Regions from separate parts of the Homo sapiens genome. Here region 1 is linked to region 2. Evidence: read pairs that join two places in POLR2A ChIA-PET (ENCODE). Cell type or tissue: PC-3. All regions are shown on one strand. Each heading gives the region's core, and the rest is flanking DNA. Links, peaks and the distances in the headings are about the cores only.

Evidence for each region. ChIA-PET counts read pairs that join two places held together with the same protein. Peaks named below come from ENCODE experiments on the same cell type or tissue, not always from the same donor. Only the 100,000 strongest peaks of a DNase experiment are listed, where the experiment ranks them.
Region 1: POLR2A ChIA-PET joins it to region 2 with 10 read pairs; 4 of 35 experiments call an interaction of 5 or more read pairs at or near these places.

The regions. Positions count from the first base shown.
Region 1 is chr7:111,591,453-111,594,384 of GRCh38, reverse strand. No RefSeq gene overlaps it. Among named protein-coding and RNA genes, the nearest start is that of IMMP2L, 30 kb to the right of the region's middle. In PC-3, for the core only: no CTCF peak of the experiment used is centred there; no DNase peak of the experiment used is centred there.
Region 2 is chr7:111,525,836-111,528,767 of GRCh38, reverse strand. The region is part of intron 1 of IMMP2L (inner mitochondrial membrane peptidase subunit 2); the gene reads left to right. Among named protein-coding and RNA genes, the nearest start is that of IMMP2L, 35 kb to the left of the region's middle. RefSeq lists enhancers at 1,118-1,167, 1,488-1,557. In PC-3, for the core only: no CTCF peak of the experiment used is centred there; no DNase peak of the experiment used is centred there; H3K27ac peaks cover 1,049 bases.

The DNA.
Region 1 (2,932 bases), core at 240-2,739, 66 kb before region 2:
ATTATTATATTTTCTTTGTCTATTTTTGAATCTCAATAAAAGATTTTTAAAAATTCTATATGACATTTTAATATACAAGTTGCCACATTTTAAAATTACACTGATCTTTAGTCACACAGGGACTTTGGTTGGAAGAGAAGATTATTCCTTGATTCTCAATTCTAGGATTTTCAGTGGAGAGCAATTGACTTTTAATTTCTTTTTTATGATCTCATAACAGAGTAAAGAGGATTCAGGACCTTCTGATTTGTCAATGCAGAGGACAGAGCTGACATAGAAATTCTTACCACTCTAAATACAAGGAAATGCTAAATAAAATATTACTAGTTCATTCAATCAATGATTTTTTTAATTCCAAATACGATCAGGGAAATTTTTTTCTTTGGCTTGTTAGCAATCATCTGAAAATATAAAATATCATTAATTATATAACACTACTTTTAAATACAATTTTGGCAGACAAATGGGAGGGTATATTAAAAAACGTTAATTTTTCCTTTTTTCAATTTCCATCTGACCTTGTATATCATGATTAACAGTTTATTTGAAGGATGTGACAAAAAAATTAAAAAAAAATAATTTCATGATTTTCCGGGATTATCTTTTTTCTCAAAGAGTCTCAAATAATATGTTTTTAAAAAATTGTAAAACGTTTCAACCAGTGTACATTTTCATGTAATCAGCACTTCCCCCAGTTTTTCTCCTTGATGTTCTTCTAGAAACTTTGTCAGGAAGACTAGTGAAGAATTTTGAATGGGCACAATTCTGGGTGTTCTGGAACGTCTGACACTGTCTGGCTTACTCTCCAAGGTAAGGTTATCTGATTCTGTTGGAACCTGTGCTTTGGACTGCCCTTGACTGAGCTATTTTACAACTCAGGAAGTTGTAAAAAATTGACTGACAGTAAAATGCAAATTATTCTTTTCCATAGACATGCTAATGAATTTTATCATAGAGATATAATTGATTTCCTCTCTGTAGAAAAGATGATTCCAAACATTACAATTTAGTACCTATAGGATCTATTAATTTGCACATATTAGCACATTTACTTCAACATTCCTGCTTGCCTACATATGACTGTTTCTATTCTTTTTTGAATAGCTTGTAATATCTTACAGGGTCCTTCATTAATTAATGAGTTAAATAAAAATTTTCACATATGCTCTTTTAATATTTGTATTTTGTCATTTTGAAAATCATCTTTTAACAAGTTTATTATCCTCAATAGGTATTATGTACTCAGTTCTCTCATCAGCTTAGGTAAACCTATAATATAAACAAAAGTTTACCTTTGAACAAATTAAATTTTTTCCAAATAGAAAGAAAGTCAACATTTACTAGGTTTTGCCTGCTTGCTTATTAATAAAATATATGCTGATTAATTTTAAAAAGCATTATTTAATGTTCCCTTACCTCCTCTCTACCCTCTAAATTCTAATTGTCTGTTGCTTATTCAATCTAGGGCTCATTTCCTTTTTGACAAGATTACTAGGCTGATAGATAAAGGAAATGTTATAGACACAGTATATCTGGACTTAAACATTGTATTTATCCTAGGTTGGATAGTTTTCTGTATAATAGGATAAGTGCCAACTGGGTAAAACTGCAAATAATTCTGGCCCTGCCCGGTTGAACATTTTATTAACGACTGTTATGCCTATTGTGGGGCTGACTTAGATTAATTTTTGTGGAACACATTCTGTTTGTCAGGCACTTTTACTATATCATTTAATTTATGATTATTATCTTTATCCTGTATGTACTCAAGGGCCAAATTAAGATCAGTGATTAAAAGTTATAGAGAAAATCATTTCACTGAATATAAGAATAACTTCTTAGTGGTTAGAACTCTCTGAAAATGGAATAGTAAATTTCATGAAACAGAATATAACAGAATGATTAAGAACATAAAGTTTAGTGTCAGGTAGACCTTCATCTGTGTGCTCCAGGTTCACCATACAGTAGCTTCTTGAGCTTGGGGAAATTCCTTCTTTGTTTCCTCATCTGTGAAATTAGGATATTAGTAGTACCTACCTCATAATGTTTTTGTGAGAAGTAAAGGAGATAACATTTTAAAGTGCTTTTAGCACATAGTAAGCCTTCAACAAGTGAGAACTTAAAAAAATACTATTATTATTATTATTATTATTTTGTTTGTGGTTTATGGAGAATGAGAAACACATGGAGCAGAATCACCCCAGATGAGCTCAGCCTACCCTTAGCTAATCTGTAGATGCTTGAACAATAATAAATGTTTTAAACCACTGAGTTTTGGGAATGGCTTGTTATAGAGCAATAGCTTACCGATACATCAAGGTCCCTTTCACCTCCAAAATTTCATAATACTGTGGGATTATGCTATACATGTTGCCTCTTATTTGAAAGGTGAATTACAGGCACTTCTCAACCATGAAGTAAAGAGTAAAATGTATCTATTTCTCATCACTGATGCTTGCCTAAGTTTCCACTTACGAGAGAATTGCTGTCTCAAGAAGCAATACAGGATTACTAATCATCTTTCTCATTTCTTCTACAATTCTTTCACATATTATCTCTCAGAAGGATAGATGTTTTCTGGCTTGTTACTACAAAAAAGTCTAAGTCTACATCACAAGTATAAAATGACTTATCAATTAATTTAAAAAGCATTGCTTGGTGTTTTCAAGGTATTCAAATATATATTCTTAAGCATTTAAACATTAATCTTTTATGAACTGTTCCCGACATTGCTAATGGATGAGTAGGAGAAAGAGAGTTCTAATAGCCTCATTCATGTCTTCAGAAGTCTAGGAGTCCCCAGTTTATTTAAAATTCTGGTTAATTTTAGTTACTCATGCTCAAGGATACTCTCTGAGCATCATGTCCAATTTACTTTCAGTTTTTGAATTTACTCCTAGTTGTGTACAAGAAATGCAATTAGCAATTCTTG
Region 2 (2,932 bases), core at 250-2,749:
CCTCCCACACAACTTTTAAATAGTTTTTATAATTAGGATGACTTGTGGTGGATTTATCCACCTGGTTGCCATGGATGAGTGATTGGTGACTTTGTACAAGCTAAAATATAAGCAGGCTTAAGAACAATTTTAGATGAATTAATGCATGATCAAGCCACAAGTTGTTACGGGAAGGAGAGAAATTTACAGTGTGGGTTGTTATGTGGTTGAGGTCAGCATCACCAAGAAACTCTCACTTGTAAGTGCTGTATGCCAGGTGGCAAATATGGTTTCACTTGATTCTGAAAGCTTATTTAAAAAATATTCTCAGTTTAAGCACTTCAACAATGAACTGGGTGTACTTACAATTTTAAGCAATAATTTTCTCAGGAGCAGTGTTTTGAACCTCAGTGACTTCCATAGTTACAAGAAGAATGAGGTAACTGATAAAAATTATTCCCTTTTTGCTGGGGGTGATTTTAGTACCTGATTGTTATTGCTTAGATGAAATTTTCCCAGAGGAAGTCGGGGCTAGGTACTTATTACTGTGGTGGTTTTAAACATTTAAGGTGTGAACAAAAGACCGGATCATCTGAATGATTCTTTGGCAATTTACATAGACAAGGAGGTGCATTAACTTTGCCAATATGTGAATGCCATAAAACTTTAAGAAAATTATTGGATATGACAACATAGAAATGTTGTGTTCATTTCTTCATGTATGAATGGCTTCTTTAGTATTTACATGATAGAAGCTTTTAACAGTGTTTTATTATTATGAAATATAGGTGCCCCTCACAATTCAGATAAAACAGGACTGAATTGAGCGTTTTCTTTTGAGCCTCTGAAAATAGCAACCACTTGTACCTTGTTTCCAGGGTAGCTTTTATTGCTCTTGCTTCCTTGGCTTGGAGCAGGATCAGCACATATCAGATTGAGACATCTCCCACATGCTCCTTTATAATCTCTCAGAAAAACACTTGCCCTGACTTTGTTGTGCAGGCGATGGTAGCAATGCTCTGGTCAGCAGTCAGGTTGTGGAAATGAGAAGTGAAAGAGCAACGGTGTTCAGGTCTTTATCTATATTTAAAATGTTCTTTTACATCATTGGCACTGGTTTCAGCTCCCTCACTGTTGGGTCTTTTAACCAGTTGTTTAAAAAAAGTTAATTCTCTTTTATTTTCAATACTTAAAAAAGTCTCAAACCATAAAGGCAACTCACTTTTTCTTAGTCAATAGTGATCTCAGTGTTTGTTTTAGTATCTGCCAAAGTTCTTAAGAAACAGTTAAAAGACAATAAAAAGTTATAGAAATAAAGAATTCTGGCTTAGAAAGAACCTTAGATATTAAATCTACCCCCCCCCCCTTTTTGGAGACAGGGTCTTGTTTGGTCACCTAGGCTGTAGTGTGGTGGCACAGTCATAGCTCACTGCAGTCTCAAACTCCTTAGCTCAAGCAGTCCTTCCACCTCAGCCTCCCAAGTAGATAGGACTACAGGTGTATGCTACCATGCCTTGCTAATTTTTAAATTTTTAGAGATGGAAGTCTTGCTGTGTTGCTCAGGCTGGCCTCGAACTCCTGACCTGAAGTGACCCTCTTGCTTGGCCTCCCAAATAAGCCCCTTCTTGTCACACATGAGGAAACAGGCCAGAAGTGACTTGTTCAAAGTCATGGAACTGGTTATAGACAGAGACAGATATCTACCTCAGGTCTCCTGAGTCTCATTACCATGCTCCTTTTTGGGGACCAGTGACTACATGGAGTAGAAGTAATGTAGGAGAGCATTACTGGAAAAGAAGAGGAGGCTCACAATTCAGGAAATGTGAATTTAATGCAACTTTTATTAATGTTTCCCCCTTAATTTACATTTTAATCATGCATACTACCTTATAACTAAGATAGCTGTGGCATCATATTTGGAAGCATTCCGTTTCTGTCCTGCAGGTATCCTCAGCTGTTTTGTGAAGGTCCATGCATGCAGGGCATGATGAACAGCAAAGAGAAGACATGTTTCCATTCTGTGCCTCTTAAAATAAAAGTAGCGAATATTTGACAGAACTTTCCAGAAGTTTCCAGAAATATAGATAGCCTGCACTGGCTACATAAACAACATTATAGTCAGTTAAATATATTGATTGCTGCATAAACAGGAAAGAATCTTGCTCAGTGTTATTTGTACTACTTAGAGCAGCAGAGATTGGGGTGAGAGTGTGGTTTGTTCATTGTGATGGGATAGAAATTAACACTAGTGTTACCCCGTATTATCTGTATATCATAGTGACTTCCTAGGGCAGATACCATCTTTCTGTTTTAGAAACCAGCAAAAATTCAAAGAAGAAAATAGTAATCGTCTCCATTCCTAGCATATAGAATTAACCACTGCTAGCATTTTGATGCTGCTTTCTTCCCTCTTTTGGTATACTTTAATAATTACACAAGTAACATATGAGTGGTTATTAAACAATTAAAACAATATAAATATTCAATTTTAAATACTTTTATGTGCACATATAAATGTATGTTGAAATGTAAGGTATTGTTTAGTGAGAGTTTTTGAATGGTACTATACTGTATGCTTAGCCATCTTTATATCCTCTGTACTTAGCATTGCTGCTTGATAGCAAATAAATGCTTACTGAATTAAAAATTCACGTAATAAATTCTGTATATACTCTATCCAAACTGAACTTATTTTAGTTTCTTAAACAGCTACATTTTATTTTGCCCCTAGGCCTTCATATATGTTACTGCTTTTACCTGAAATGCCGAGGTCTTGCCTCAAATGCCATTTTTTGGGGGTGGGGGTGGAGTGGGGCAGGCCTTCCTTGATCATTTTCTGATGAATAGACAGCCTTGCTTCATGCTGTCATGCTTCAGGGCCATCGTCCCTTTTAATGCTCATCCATTGGAAATAATTGTTGAAGGGCAGTCTTCCTTGGTATATTGTAACTCC